2 separate regions of the Homo sapiens genome follow, and region 2 is linked to region 1. A link is an interaction called in ENCODE POLR2A ChIA-PET data of the cell type or tissue named here. Cell type or tissue: endothelial cell of umbilical vein. All regions are shown on one strand.

Region 1 (8,000 bases):
AAAATGACATTTGTTAGACCCATCCTTAGATCATTCCACAAAGGAGAAATGACATTATTAACTAGAGGAAAAAAAAATCACAATATGAGAGATGTATTATGTATACTTATTTCTAGACAGAAGTGATAAAAATTTTATTGTTTATTTTATTTACTTGCTTATTTACTTACTGTATTCTATTTCATTCACTTTGAAGACTAAGAATTATGAAAGTACAGTGGCAGCCCTTTTAATTTACTGAGTACACTGTGTCTATTAGAAAAATACTGTCTTGTTTATAGCGTGCATATAATCAGATTCACTTTTCTCAACACAGAAAAACAGACTTCTCAATATCCAGAATATATCTTGCCTTATACTTACCAACTAAAGTAGGAGGATGTGATATAATAAGAAATATATATTTGATCTTTGTTTCTGGTTCCTGGCACAGAGCACCTAAATCTGTTGAAATTTCCAGAGTCATAGGAGATTTCATTTCTCTCTCTCTCTCTCTCTCTCTCCCTCTGTCTCTCAAAATAAAGCAACCTTGCTTGACAGGCCCCTAGATAGCTTCAGGATGGCAGCTGGTTGCCAGAAAGACCAAACCTTAACTAGAAACCTGAAACTTTCAGCCACACACGCAACCTCTGGGGAGGGTAGAAAGGTAGGAGATTGATTAATAAGTGATCATGGCCGCGCGGTGGCTCACGCCTGTAACCCCAGCCCTTTGGGAGGCTGAGGCAGGTGGATTACTTGAGGTCCTGAGTTCAAGATCAGCCCGACCAACCTGGTGAAACCCTGTCTCTGCTAAAAATATAAAACTAGCCTGGCGTGGTGGTGCATGCCTATAATCCCAGCTACTTGGGAGGCTGAGGCAGGAGAACCTTGAACCTGGAAGACAGAGGTTGCAGTGAGCTGAGATAGTGCCACTGCATTCCAGCCTGGGTAGCAAGAGTGAAACTCTGTCTCAAAATAATAATAATAATAATAATAATAATAATAATAATAATAATAATAATTGATCATGCCTACATGATGAAACCTCCATAAAAACCCTTAAATGATGGGTGGGATTCTAAGAGCTTCTTGGTTGTGAACACATGGAGGTCTGGGAGAGTGGTACATTAGGAGAGGGCATGGAAGCTTTGCACCCCTAGCCCTCATACCTTGCCCTATGCATCTCCTCTGTTTGGCTGTTGCTGAGTTGTAACCTTTATAATAAAGCAGTACATATAAGTAAAATGCCTTTCTGAGTTCTGGGAGCTGTTCTAGTAAATTATTGAGACTAAAGTGGGCGTATGGAAACCCCTCATTTATAGCTGGTCACTCAGAAATACGAGTGGTCTAGGACATGCAATTGACATCTGAAATGGGGGCAGTCTTATGGGACTGAGCCCTTTAACTTGTGGGATCTGACATTAACTCTTGCAGGATCTGACACTAGATAGACAGTGTCAGAACTGAATATAATTTACACCCAGTTGGTGTAAGAGAGTTAAAGAAGGGGTGTTCGAAAATGACACATGCATTTGGTGCCAGAGAAGAAAAAAAAAAAAAAACCTCTCAGTTTGTCTCCTAAGACTCAGAATAATTGGTCAGTTAATAAAAAAAAATTACTTGATAGCTACCATGGAAAAAAATTGTGCTAGATTTTGTGGGGATATGAGTAAGTTTAGATAAAAACCTTTAAGAAACAATCAGACAATTCAAATAATTGAAAATATTTTTAACAAGGATGCTAAACTATATGAATTGCCAAATCAATGACAAAGATGATAAACATTACAAAAATTTGAGGCATGTACAGGTCAAAATCATGAAGAAATACAAATTAGAAAAAACGTTTTGCAGGTTACAGCATCAGGGCCATGTCTTTGGCTCTGCTCTCAGTGGAGAATATAGTCTGGAGTGAACTTCACTGTTGCTCTGGCCAGTGACACAGTCTTGAGTTTCTCTTCCCTGTCAGGTTATGCACATTGAAGCTTTCTCAATTTCCTTCCTCTCCTTAGATACAGGTGATCTTCCTTGTCTCACACATACCCCCTACACACACATGCACATACACGCTAACACACATACACACACATATCCAAATCTTGAGAGGCACAGCACTATGCTGAAAGTTTTAGCAAGAAAACCCAAATCATATGGGGTAGGAAAAAAGAAAACAGAAGCGGTGGGTGCAGTCAGTTGCTAACTTATTAACCTCCTAAGTCCAATTACTTCATTGCCTTTGGGCTAAGGTAGAAGGCATGTGTAGCTGGAGGTAACTTCTTCCAAGAACTGGAAATTTTTCAATGTTGGCATTTCATAAGAACTTGAAGGGTCTAGTGTATGTTACCTCTTTATATTTCCCATTAAAAATATGCCCAGGCTCACATTTGTAATCCCAGCAGTTTGGGAGGCCGAGGCAGGTGGATCACCTAAAATCAGGAGTTTGAGAGAATTTCAGCTAACAAACTCCCTGGTGAAACCTGGTGAAACCCTGTCTCTACTGAAAATACAACAATTAGCTGAGTGTGGTGGCAGGCACCTGTATTCCCAGCTACTTGGGAGGTTGAGGCAGGAGAATCACTTGAACCACGGGGGTGAAGACTGCAGTGAGCCAAGATCGTCCACTGCACTCCAGCCTGGGTGACAGAGTGAGACTCCATCTCAAAAAAAAAAAAAAAAATGGACCCAGGGTTTTTTAATCAGATGTAGAAGGCTGGCCACCAAATACTTGCATTGCAATTGGCTGGAGCTAGAGATAAACTCTTAATGGTGTTAAGCCCTAAGATAGGGGGTTTTGTTTTTTAATAGCAGTTAGTGTTACTAAACTAAGCAATAAATACATTGATAATAGAAGCTAGGCATTGTCATCATAAAAAACCTTTAGTTTTTTTACTTTAGTGTAGCGTTAGCCAGTGGCAAGAAAACAGACACAGTAGTCTGGCAGCAAAATATTTGGTAAAACTGCCATGTGAAATAACTTGGAAGGAAGATCCTGCCCACTGAGCTTGTGGCTCTAGGGGAAGTGGTTGGAAAGATGCAGCAGAATAGTGAGTTAGCTTCTAATTGTGGCCTTTAGCGAAGTATTACAAGAAAGAGGTGAGTTCAGGAGAGAATTGGCTGATTTTCAAACAGACATTGAAAGAGAAGAAACAAATAAGCAAAGGGCTTTATAGGTTTAGGATAATAAGAATACATCTGAAACCTAGATTGGAAGAACTGTGGGTATAATTACTAGTGCAATGAAAAGTCTAGAAACAGCACATTTAAAATCTGCTAATATGTTAGAGAATTGTATTGTCAAAGAATTTGAAGGCTGGACTAAAATATGATTTAGGTGTTTGAATTATAAAACAACATTGGGTGTCAATCACATTATCAGGAAGAGGGTTGCAAAAATTGTGCAGATTCTAAGGAACACTGCATGTTACTGTGGCCAAGTAGGACAATGAACTGTGAAAATTTTTCCAGAGGTGTGAGCCAGGGGCCTTGCAAAACAATGCACAGGAAACGTTGCCAAAGAAGACCTAATCCAGGCACTTTTCCAACTTCCCAGGGAAAGGGTCCTGCACAAATTCCATTAGCAGAATTGTATATAAGCTAGGAAGTGTATCTTCTACGTTTGCCTTTTCTTACCAGGAGATAGGACCTAGGGAAAGGCAAACAGAAACTGAAAGCAGTCCCAGTTTCTGAATCAGTACACAAAAGGCCTCTTGCTGAATGTCTGCACAGGACATTGGATAAGACAGAAATACACTGTATTGGTTTAGCCATTGAGATTTGGTGGTTTGTTTGTTCCAGCAGTAAGTATTACCTTAAACATTTTTTAAAAAGATAAAATTGAGTCAAAAAGAAAATAAATGCATGTAGACAACAATATGGAGTTAGAATATGTAAGATAGGTTTATGAGATAGTGAGTTCTCCACTTATTAAATAAGTATTAAGATATTGAAGTTCTTAGTTTAAATGCAAATGTGATGAAGTCAGGATATATTATTACTCATAGTTATTTTCAGTTGAATTAACATATCAGCTGTGCTTTTGTTACCCAGAAACTCCTTATGGTAGATTTTGCAAAGAAAAAAAAAGCTGCACTTATCTTCTTGCTTTTGTCCACGTAGCCATCGATGTGATTCTGCAACTCTCACCATCAAGAAGTATAGTCTATTTCCCCAGGCTTTCAAGCTTTTGTATATTGCTTTGATACACGGAGTCAGAAAAAGTGAAATTGTACTCGTCTAAGCTGAGGCCTAATAGTCCTGGCATACCTCTGGTCTTGATTTTGGAATCCTGCAATATTGATTCAGTGGGACCTCGGTAATGCTCTGGATTAATGATCTCTTTAAAAAAAAATGGGAGTATGTGTTTTGTTTTCCTGTCCCTGTGTCACAATTGTATATTGACTGTGATGGGTGAAGGGGGGATGGAAAATTTGTCTTTTTTGTTCATAAGTATAGAAACTAATAAAAGTTGCACAATAAAAACTGCCTCTGGACCTAATGGAGATCATAAGGCCCTGAACTTCATGTGTGATATCATTATGAAATGAGGCTTTTATGGTGTGTTGGGAGAGGGTATGTTTTTCTTTAATGTGGGAAGGATATGAATAATTGTGACGAAAGGGCACAGTGTTGTAAACAGATTATAAAAATGGCTACAATTATTTCTCTCCTTTTATCAACACTGCTTTGCAATGAAACTTTGAAGCTTTTCCAATCAAGAGGCATAATCTATTTTTTCACCTTTTGAATCTGAACTAATCCTGTGAGGTGTTTTGACCAAGAGAATTCAGGGGCAGTAACAGTAAGCCAGTTTGAAGGCTAGGCCAGAAGGGGCTATGGACATGTCTGCTCTCCTTCTGTAAACCCTTATGTCCTGATGTAGACAAGCCCAGAGTGGCCTGCTGGGTGATGAAAGACAAGGAACCTATTCACATGATTCCAGTTGACTGCCAGCCAACAGCCAGGCATGAGAGTGAGGCCACCTAGACCAGTCAGCCCCCAGCAACCCAGCAATGAATCACATATACTAGAGTGAGTTTAGTTAAGATCAGCCAAGCCTGGCCAAGTCAACAGGCACACCCAACTTCCCATAGACTCCTGAGAAATAAGTATCTGTTCTTTTAAACCACTATATTTTGGTGTGGTTTGTTACCCAAGAATGGATAACTTATAATACATCCAGGAAAATTTTTAAAAAGATGCAAATTTTTAGCTATGCTGGTACAAAGCCTGAGAAAGGATAGAAAAAAATGCAGAATAAGGTGATGACAAGAAGGCCAGCACTGTTAGTGCAGTTAGTTTGAGGACATTGAGAAGTTAAGTGACAGTGAAAGAAAATCCACTGCACAGGTGAAAGGGGGGCAGAAAAGGGAGAAAGCATATTTGAGCAGAGGAAAATAGAAGAATATCAAAGGTCTGCTCTGATGCCTTATTTTCTGCTTTGCTAAGACCAGGTTTCATTTCTTGTGAATGATTTTTGGAGAGCCCAAGTAAAGGCTCAGAGCTAAAAACTATATTAATAGATTCACAAGAAAGCAACCAACAAAAACCCACTGAGGATTATGCACATGTAATAAAGTGGTAGGTAGGGTTAAGCACACAAAGACAACATAAAAACTCAAGCCACAAAAGAACTTTCTATCTAGTGAGAAAGCAAGAAAGATATACATTACGTTTTAAAAGATAGCATTGTGTTATGATGTGATGTGTTGCTAGCTCTGAGCTACACAGAAGGAAATTGAAAGGAACACTAGAGAGTATTTGTCCAGGCACTATTACTATTTAGATGTACTCTGCAATATCTATGCTGACTTAGGGACATATCAAATGAAAAACCTACCCTGCCTACTGTCTAGGACATGATTTTTAATAATTATACTCATAACTAAGCTTCACTATAATGAAAAGATAAAAAGCAAAAACAACAAAGAGAAAGGATGGATGAGAAACTCTCTTAGTTTTTCTCTTATTTCACTAGTTCCTCCTTCTCAATCTCTTTTCCTTTCCCTGATCCCTTGTTTTGTAGTGCCTCAGGACCCAGTCCTTAATCCTCTTCTATTCTCAAACCACATTGATTTCTTTGATGATAACATTCTGGCTTGCAGTTTTAAAGCCTCATAGGTGCTAATTCCAAAGTTTGCCATTCCCATTCATATATCACTCCCAATGTGCATCACTAAATGGTAATTCTTCATCTCTACTTGGAAGTCTCACAGACAGATCAGACTCAACAGGTCTGAAATGAACTCTTGAACTTCTCCTAAAGCCTGATTCATCTATAAGTCTTTTTTTTTACAACTATTCATGATATATTTCAATAGTTTCATAGCACAAGTTTCTCAAAAGAGTTATTCTAGACTGCGCTATCTTGTCAGAAGGGAAGACTCTTAGAAATATTCCAATTCAATAGTTACAAGGCCGAAGAATATGACAATTTTTTCTGAGTAAGCATTGGACATGAGTGCAATGAAGCACAGCACTGAAATATTATGATACAACAGACATAAAAAGAATCAATTAAACTAGGGTGGGGAGTATTGCACATAGAAGAGGGACTTTTCAAAAGCAACACTGGAAACCAGCAGAGAGTAGAGGAAAGGCTTCAAAGACCTGTGTGAAAATTATCCTAAGCTATTTTAGATCATCAATAGCCAAGGACATTTGAGACATGTAAGTACTCCCTACGTATGTCCCTTGCACTCTCTTAGAAAACTGTTAGAGGATAAACACTAATAAAAAATAGATTAAAACGAAGAAAGAAGGTGTAAGATACAGTAAATAGATACTCCCAAATGAATAAATAGCAAACAGAATTCCAGAATAACAATCAAGTCAGAAGCCTAAAGAGAAACAACCCTTAAATGTAGCAGGTATGACAAAGATAGTCTATACAACAGGTAAATGATGAAGATGATGATGATGATAGATAGATAGATAGATACCTAGATAGATACGTAGATACATAGATAGATGATTGATAGCTAGAAAGAGATTCATGCATACATATAGGAACAAAAAGAGGAAGGAAGGAGGAAAGGAAGAAAGACAAATGGCAATTTATGTGATGTGTTTCTGCACCTGGAAAAAATTATTGATAGGTACATAATAGCTTTATAGAAAAATATGAATAAAGAGAAAATGATAAAAATGTAAAAGTCAATTAACCTAATAACTCCAACAGCAAAAAGTTACTCTAAAAAATGATAAAATACTTGGCCAATCAACATACAATATTTGCACAATTTTAATTAAACCTTGTCTATTTTTGTCATGATTTTTTGAATTTGGGTAATTTATTTTATAAATTTTGTAGAGTAACTAAATAACTACCCACATTGGGAGAACGGATAAGGGCAAGTAAGAGTTCTTTGAAGAGTGATAAGGCGTCCTCTCCAGTAAGAATAGCCAATAGATATAGTATCTGAAATGTATGAATCAAGACATATCAGCATACATTATTGTGTAAGGAATAGGAAAATAATAATAGGGAAAATGATTACAAGAAATACAGTGTGGGTTTGGGAGGAGTAGATATTAAAGTGGTGTTTCTTCTATTTCTTTATATACTTACATGCTATTTTTTTAAAACTTTGTTTAAAACTTTAAAATATCTTTAAAACATAATGTGTTATTATTGAATTATCTCTGACATATGGCTAAATTAAAATGCAAAAGAAGAAAGTATATAAATAATATTTTTACATTTTAGTAAATACACACACTACACACACATTTAGGTATACATTGAACATCTCTCAAAACATAAGCAAGAAAAGGTGAAAGAGAATATTTTGGGGACATATTCTTGGCAAACAAGGTGAGTAGAATTATATTAATATTTCATTATACACACTTTTTAATGTTTAAATTACTTTCCATAAAATAAATTTTCAATTAACATACCCTTCTATTAAAAATACCAGTGATAATGTTTGGCTTTGTGTCCCCACCCAAATCTCATGTTGAAATGTAATTCCTAATGTTGGAGGTAAAACCTGGTGGGTGGTGACTGGATTATGCGGGAG
Region 2 (8,000 bases), 960 kb after region 1:
TAACTTGGGCTCCATGTTGAAAGATCAGATGAGACTTGGCTAGCCAGACAGCGAGACTAAGATCATGGTATTTCTGAAGAAATATTTTTTCATAATAGGATGCATCAGTGATATAAACACGGTTGCTTGCAAGTATAGGACAGTGAATACTGGATGAGAAGATGATTCATGCTCAGGTGAAAATAACATTTTGCTTAAAATATTGAAATTCTTATGAAGTATGAGAATATTTTCTCATAGTTCAAATGAAGGTGACAGCCTTTCCCCATCCAAGAGGAAGATGACAAATTCATGCTGAACACAACAAAGTCTGACAAACTCTTATCTAAGGCTGTAACACATTTTAGGCAGAGAAAAAATATTTTAAAAATAATAACTTGATGAAACTCATAGATATTATAATAGTACTATGCAAGCCAGAAAAGTTTTCTTTTATTTATTTATTTATTTATTTATTTGAGACGAAGTTACATTCTTGTGGTCCAGGCTGGAGTGCAGTGGCGCAATCTTGGCTCACTGCAACCTCCACCTCCCAGGTTCAAGTGATTCTCCTGCATCAGCTTCCTGAGTAGCTGGGATTACAGGCAACCGCCACCACGCCCAGCTAATTTTTGTATTTTTGGTAGATTCAGGGTTTCACCATGTTGGCCAGGCTGGTCTCGAACTCCCGACCTCAGGTGATCCGCCCTCCCTGGCCTCCCAAGGTGCTGGGATTACAAGCGTGAGCCACCATGCCTGGCCAAAAGTATCTTTCTTAATAAAGATTTTGGGGTACAGTGTTTCTTCTCCTTCTCACCAAATTAATCTACAATGATTAAAATTTGAGTTGTGGTCATAGATGAAATAACAGATACAACCACCCAACATCTACCTGTTTAATAAACATAGTTCTGGAAAAAAACCCTCTTCAGTTGTTGTTTTTCACAAAGATAGCATCTAATATTGCCTGCTTCCACACTCAATCACTGGCACATGTTTGTTTCATCAAAAATCTCATTCATGAGAGGCACCCAAAGACAGAGCATTGTGCAAAATGTTGTCTTGATGCCAAAACTGTCAGAACTGTCCTGGATTCTATTATCTCTACTAAAACTAGGATACATTTTAGCATTTTATTTGTGATTCCAAGATTCTCTAACTCACCAGAGCACTTCCTGCTTTGAGCATCTCTGCCTGCCCTGTTGTTCATAGCAATAGAACTGTATGAAAACCTCCTCGCCAAATTAGTAGTTACCCATTAACCAATAAGTTAGTTGATAGAAGAGTTGACTACATAAGAAGTTAAAAAAGTGGGAACCCCTACTACCTGATTAAATGAGCAAGAAAAAGTTTTTGACATTTCCTTTTTTGTCATACTGTTACTTGATAACTGACCCCAAACTATCGTCTGCTCTGCTGTTACAAACATGAGGACCAAAGGACAAGTCATTACACACAAACACACACAAGCCCACCTTTCTCCTTCTGCTCTAACAAGGAAGTCTACATTAACGGTATCACTTCCCTTTTAGTTTAGTGTATTTACTTCTGTGAAAGTAATAATACCATTATAAGGTTAGGAAATCGTCCTTAAAATGTAATCAGTCACTGGCAGCTCAGTGTGAGTGAGTTTATTACCATTCAACAGAAACAATTACCTTGGCTGAAAATGCACAAATACCTGGAGATACTTGGAAATCTGCAGAGTGAAAGCAAATACCCAAAAGTCGACGAAGGGCCTGATGGTGAGTTAAATGCAAAGATGTGTTTTGTTTTGGAGTAGGGAGAACTAGATTTTTATTCTGACTTTAAATGGCAAAGCCCAGTGAGTTAGACTCACTAATTTTGTTGAGTGTCAATTTATTTATGTGCCATATAAAATAATTGAACTAAATACCTCTAATTTATATTCTAAAGTTATATTTATATGATTATAATCACAAATTCACCAGTGATCTGTCCTTCTGTAGTGGACGATTGCTAATTGATAAAACACAATAGATTAATGACTAGTCTCATCAAATTGTTTTGCTTTGTTTTATCTTGAGACGGCGTCTCGCTCTGTCACCAGGCTGGAGTGTAGTGGCGCAATCTCGGCTCACTGCAACCTCCACCTCCTGGGTTCCAGAGATTCTCCTGCCTCAGCCTCCCGAGTAGCTGGGACTACAGGCATGCACAACCACGCCCAGCTAATTTTTGTATTTTTAGTGGAGACACGGTGTCTCCACATTGGTCAGGCTTGTCTCAAACTCCTGACCTCGTGATCCGCCCACCTCAGCCTCCCAAAGTGCTGGGATTACAGGCATGAGCTACCACGCCTGGCCATCAAATAGTTTTTTAAAATCCTATAGAATTAGTGAAATAAAATAGCCCTGAATTATTAATCTTGATCTTTCCTATTTTCACTAGAGCCCTGTTTTAGGTAGAATTCTCAAATGATTCCCAAATTCCTGCTCCTTTATGTGCACACCTTGTAGAATTCCTTCTTCTTGAGTATAGGAAGGACATGTGAATATGATGAGATCCCTGTTCCCTTGATTAGATTATGTTATAGGAGACTGTATTGGCCTGTTTCACAGGGAGAAGTCAATGAGACACAGTCCTATTGGGCTGAAAGAAAGCAAGCATCCATGTTGTGAGATGCCTATGGGGTTCATGTGACAAGGAACTGTGGATGAACTCTAGCAGCTGAGAGCAGTCCCTGGCTATTTGATAGCTAACAAAGAAACGGGGACCTCAGTCATACAACTGCAAGGAAATGAATTCTGCCAACAACCAGTGAGTTGGGAAGAGACCCTAGAGCCTCCGATGAAATTCACAGCCCTAGCTGACACCTTTATTATCATTTGGTGAAACCCCAGGAGAAGATCCAGCTAACCCAGACTAAGACTTCTGACCCACACAAACTGTGAAATAAGAAATCTGGTTATTTTAGGCTGCTAAGTTTGTAGTAATTTTTCATGCAGCAAAGAAAGCTAATACCACCCCCTTCTAGCACCACTCATTTTGGAAGACTTTGTTCATATAAGCAAATGCAAATATCTGAATTGAGTGGACATTTGAAAAATATTCGCCCACAAATTTGACAAAGAATTAAAGGGACTCTGTAGGCAAAGCTGACCATGTGAAGGTAGGTTTTCCTTGGGTGATTATGGTCTCATTTAAGACTTGGGCATTCAGACCAATACTCACCTTTATGTCTGTCTAGTCCCTTGTGTGTGGCTGCTTTGGTAATAGTATAAGTACATGTTGTATGTTTGTATTTATTTGGTAACGAATCACATCAGATATTTTAGGGGTAGGTGTTGAATCTCTTATATTGGGTATAACTATGCAAGCCTGTCATTGGGGAAATTTTCTCCTGACCTCAGCTGGTGATCAGCTTATGCCCCGAAGCATGAGAATTGATAGGCCTTATAATTTTACCCAACCTAATGTAACAGCAGCTGCTGTCCTTGGTGCTTGCTATCTGATTAAATTCCCAAATTAGGAATTGCCTTTTGTAACCTGAATTCTGTCATGGTGGTAAAATCTGACAATAACTGCTCTCATTTTTACCTCGCCCACCATAGAGTGTTTCTTCAATAACACATCAACCATCTCAGACCATCACATATTACTCTTGCACTTTATTAGAATTTGGAAATTTTGTAATCCTACTCAAAATGAGATTGCATGCTTTCTAATGTAAGAAAGGAGACAGAGAGGCCAATTCAGCTCTAAAACTGCAATTGTTTGCCTTCCTCCAGGGACACATCTCACAGATTGCCATGAAAATAAATTGGAAAGTTTACAATTCCAAATCATTGCCTACCATGTATTACTTCACAGACAAAAACAAACACTACCACCACCATCACCACCACCAAGAATACAAGAAAATATATCCGTGAACTTTCATCTCTTCAAGAGGAAAAATGCATTACAATTAGATTAGACTATAACCATTCAGCAAGTGTGTTGGTTTTCTGCTTCTCTTAAAATGATTTATTATTTATTACTATATTTTTCAAGATTATCTTCTTTATCCCTTTAGGAAAGGAGCAGTTTGCCTCTCTCTGTGATTACCAAACCAGAGTGAAAGCCTTCAACTACGGACCACTGCAATTTCCACCATAACAGGCAACCCAGCAATTAGAACTGTTTGTTACAGTGACAGCAGAGAGAACCATTTTCAAGCAACAAGGCACAGGAGCAGGAGCTGGAGGAAGAGAGAGCCTGTTCATTTGAAGGGGACTAACGCCACACAGCAGCTAATCCTGGAATGGCAGGCAGTTTTGGGAACTGCCTATCCTGCAAAGGCTGAGATATTCACAGACATTCTTGAACTTTTGGAAATGGTCTAATTCTGCTTTTTTCTGACCAGGAATACAATTGGGTCATAAAATTTGGCGTTTGGGAAGAGACAAAGGTTTATCTTTAGTCCAGTGCATAATTTAATTTCTTACTTCAATATTAAAAATGAAAACATAAAGGTAGGCACTTTCTTTTCAAATTCTGGATTTTAGTGAGTATTTCGGTGCTCAGAAAACATCTCACAATTGAAACTTTGCAAACAGAGTCATGTTTGTTTACAACAAAAGTACTTGAAATAAAACTACAGCATGTTATTCTGTTGCCACTTTGTCATTTATTCTCATTTTCATATGTTTTAAATTATGTTACAAATTTATTGATAGCTTGGGAGAAAATGCCAATTTTGATATCTTTTTTCTTTCTTTTTCTTGTTATTATTTTTCTTTTCTTCCCCTGCTCCTTTCTTTCTTTTTAATACACTCTTCTTTTGTTACCATTGCATTTAGTCCTTGATATAAGCAATGACAAACTACCTATCTCCAGTACATGTCAGGTTATCTTTGGATTTTATTTCTCCCTGTCTCAAATGAAGCAATAATACTACTCACTTACCACAAAGAAACCATCTGAGAATTAATAAAATATTGTGGACTGTTTGATCTTCTCCGAGCGAGGTACTTTTTCCTCCTTTGTTCAAGAGCTATTATTATTGAGAGATTGAATGAATAAATAGCCACATGCAGATAATTTTTAGACAGTGAATAAGCATCTTCCTAGATATTTTTGTGGCAGATATTTGAATATATAACCTTCTCTATTCTTTAATGAAAAGTCAGGCTATGAAGCAAAAGTCTATGAATATGCATCTTTTCTAAGAGAAAGCATACACCAGACTGGATGGTTTACACGGAAGGTTGAAGGAATGTTTTAGTCACTGTTTTCCAATCTGCTTTTTCAGAAGCAGGTATTGCTAATGTAGAAAAAAATGTTGGTAGTCTTTCTCTTTTGTTTGGTTTAAAAAGGATGAGGCTTTGTTTTCTTCCTGTTATTCATTTTGCAACTGCACAACTACTGCTCCGGCACCGCAGCAGCTTTTGCCAGAGTCAGAGGTGAGGTCATGCTTGACTGAAGAAATCTAAGATCAATTTGTTGTCTCATATTTCAACATTAAATGCAGCTTGAAATATAATTGTTAGTCCATGCACTCTGTGCTTTAAGGAAGTGTTCCAGCATCTCAGAACAGGGAGTGTGGTTATCAGTGATAAACCACAACGTGTACCCTAAACCACGGCTAACCAGAATTTTCAGGCTGAGAGAGACAGAAAGAGGGGCAGAAGGGAGACTGGAGAGGGAAAAGACAAAAAAAGACAGAGCTTTGGGGAGTCAAAAGAAGTGAATGGCTTGAAAAGCAATTGGAACAATTTGGAAATTTGCAAATAAAATTGCAATTAAAATATTTCATTTATAAATTATTTTGTTTTATTCTTGTCCCTACTTAAAAGGCCCCTCCTCTCCTGGTACAGCTTCACAGATCTTGCGTGGAGGGGAGACCTATGATACCACTCAGGGCAAGGGATTTCTGGTTTCCCCTTTTAGGAATATTTGCATGCTGACAAACAGCTGCTGGGGAGGACAGACTGTGTTTTTTCGGGGGACTAGGGAGGGAGCAGGTAGATTGATGGTCCTGAACTGGGTAGCTAAAGATTTTTCAGATGCCCTTTGAAGCAAGGCTTTTAAATATCCCCGCATTGAATTTAGTAAAAAAGAAAAAGGTGTAATCATCAAATCCTGGTTTGTGGCTCCACAATGAGAGTTAACACTGAGTCACGAGCTTATGGTAATGATTTCAGGTCAGATACATCATGTGTGAGTCTTCTATAAAGGGGTGGTTCCTTAGATGAAATAAAAATGCATCCACTTAATTGAATATAGAACTGTCTAGGACTTACTTGATGATGCAATCTTCCAGAAGTCCTGAAAAAGCCATCCTGGAGGTGTCCTTTCCATCATTCTGGGTAGAGAGACAAGGACATGTGTGTCCTGTCTGGCCAAGAGAGTAAGACACAATGTTTTGACTTATTTGTTAATGAAAGTATTTCCTTAGCCGAGATGCAGCTTGGGATCCTGGAGAGGGCAGGATTCCATCACCAGACAGGTGAAAATGTGTGTTCCCATCCCATCATTTACTACCTGTGTGACCATAGAAAATTTACTCAGGCTCCAAGACCAGTTTTCTCATTAGTACAAAGGACACAATTGTATTTGCACTGAATGACTTGAAAGATGATGAACATAACAGTTACCCTTTCATAGGTACCTATTTGTGTCAAACTTAGCAAAGAGCTTATATATATATCATTGTGTTTAATCTTCGCAATCTGGAATAATGAGTATTATCCCCATTTTGAGAGTGAGAACTGAAAAGTGCTAGAGTAATGTTCTCAAGGGCACACAGCTATTAAGTGAGAGAAAGATATTCAAACTCAGGTTTGCTTGCCTCTAAAGCCTTTGTTCTCCTGTCTATTGAAACAAATCTCAGTCTTTCTGTAACATTTACTTTGCTGACTCTGCACATCTTTGGTGACATCCTGTTCTGTGTCTTTGGGCCAGCGGAGCCAGGCAAGAGAGACTGCTCAAACGAGTATCTGCACCAGTCCTGTGTCCTGGATTCTAGAACAACATTGACATTTTTTTTTTCATTTTTAAATCCCTTAAATTATTTGAAGATGATATCCATGGTCCCTCAAGACTTCTGTTTTCCAAATTAAATGCCTGCAATCCCTCAAGCATTTTTCTGAGGATCTGGCTTCCAGAATGCTCCAAATCCTAGTTATTTTTGAGTTAATTATTTTCTTCCCTTATCCACATGAAATATAACAATTTTACTATGAAGAAGAAAAAGTACAATCCAGCCTCTTGGAAGAATACTTAATCAATTCTGTTTTCATAAAAATCCATTTTTGGTTTATTTTATTCTTTCATTTTTCTCTTCAAGATTTCTCCAGCAATGATAGGGAATTATAGATGCTTTTCTAGTCAAACTACCTTTGTTATCTCCATGTGGGATTTATCATGACAGCTTGGACTATGGAGTGTGGGCTGCACCTTGGCCAAGAGGTCTCTAGTTCTGGGTAGTATCAGGTTGGTGCAAATGTAATGGCGGTTTTTGCCATTAAAAGTAATTGCAAAAACCACAGTTACATTTGCACCAACCTAATATTAACCCAGTGGCCTGGTCCAGCCACTTAGGTCTTCACTGAGGCACATAGAGGTGGGTGTTGGTCTCTATATCAACCCCAAAGGGAACTTCAGTATTAGTCTGGACTTCAGAAACCTAAATTTCAGAGAAGATACTGTATAAACAAGAAGAGCATTGAAAACAACATGGACTTTTTCCTTTTAATTTTCAAATCCAAGTATGTCATTTATGTCCTGTGACTGTCACCAGAACATAACCTGTGAAAAAAGTAAGGAAAGTATTACTGTTACTTTATTGATGAGGATATTGAGGTTCGGAACATTTAAAGCATTGCCCAAAAATTCAGCCTTGTTTTGATGATGGTAGGTGCTCAGTGGAAGTTTATGAGAGCCTACACCAGTCAATGGGCTGAGTGATACTGACTAAGAGAAAGAGAGATGGCCTTGCCAAGCAACCAGGAACCAAATGAGAATTCTGGAAAGACCTTTGTTTAAATGCACAGCCACTGCCTATTTCTAACACAGGA

Evidence for each region. ChIA-PET counts read pairs that join two places held together with the same protein. Peaks named below come from ENCODE experiments on the same cell type or tissue, not always from the same donor. Only the 100,000 strongest peaks of a DNase experiment are listed, where the experiment ranks them.
Region 2: POLR2A ChIA-PET joins it to region 1 with 5 read pairs; 1 of 35 experiments calls an interaction of 5 or more read pairs at or near these places.

Annotation. Positions count from the first base shown.
Region 1 is chr18:39,450,546-39,458,545 of GRCh38, forward strand. All of the region lies in intron 3 of MIR924HG (MIR924 host gene), which reads right to left. Among named protein-coding and RNA genes, the nearest start is that of MIR924, 170 kb to the right of the region's middle. In endothelial cell of umbilical vein, no CTCF peak of the experiment used is centred here; DNase peaks (open chromatin) are centred at 3,516, 4,576 and 4,916; H3K27ac peaks cover 3,249 bases.
Region 2 is chr18:40,409,176-40,417,175 of GRCh38, forward strand. No RefSeq gene overlaps it. Among named protein-coding and RNA genes, the nearest start is that of LINC01477, 350 kb to the left of the region's middle. In endothelial cell of umbilical vein, a CTCF peak has its summit at 4,244; a DNase peak (open chromatin) is centred at 4,206.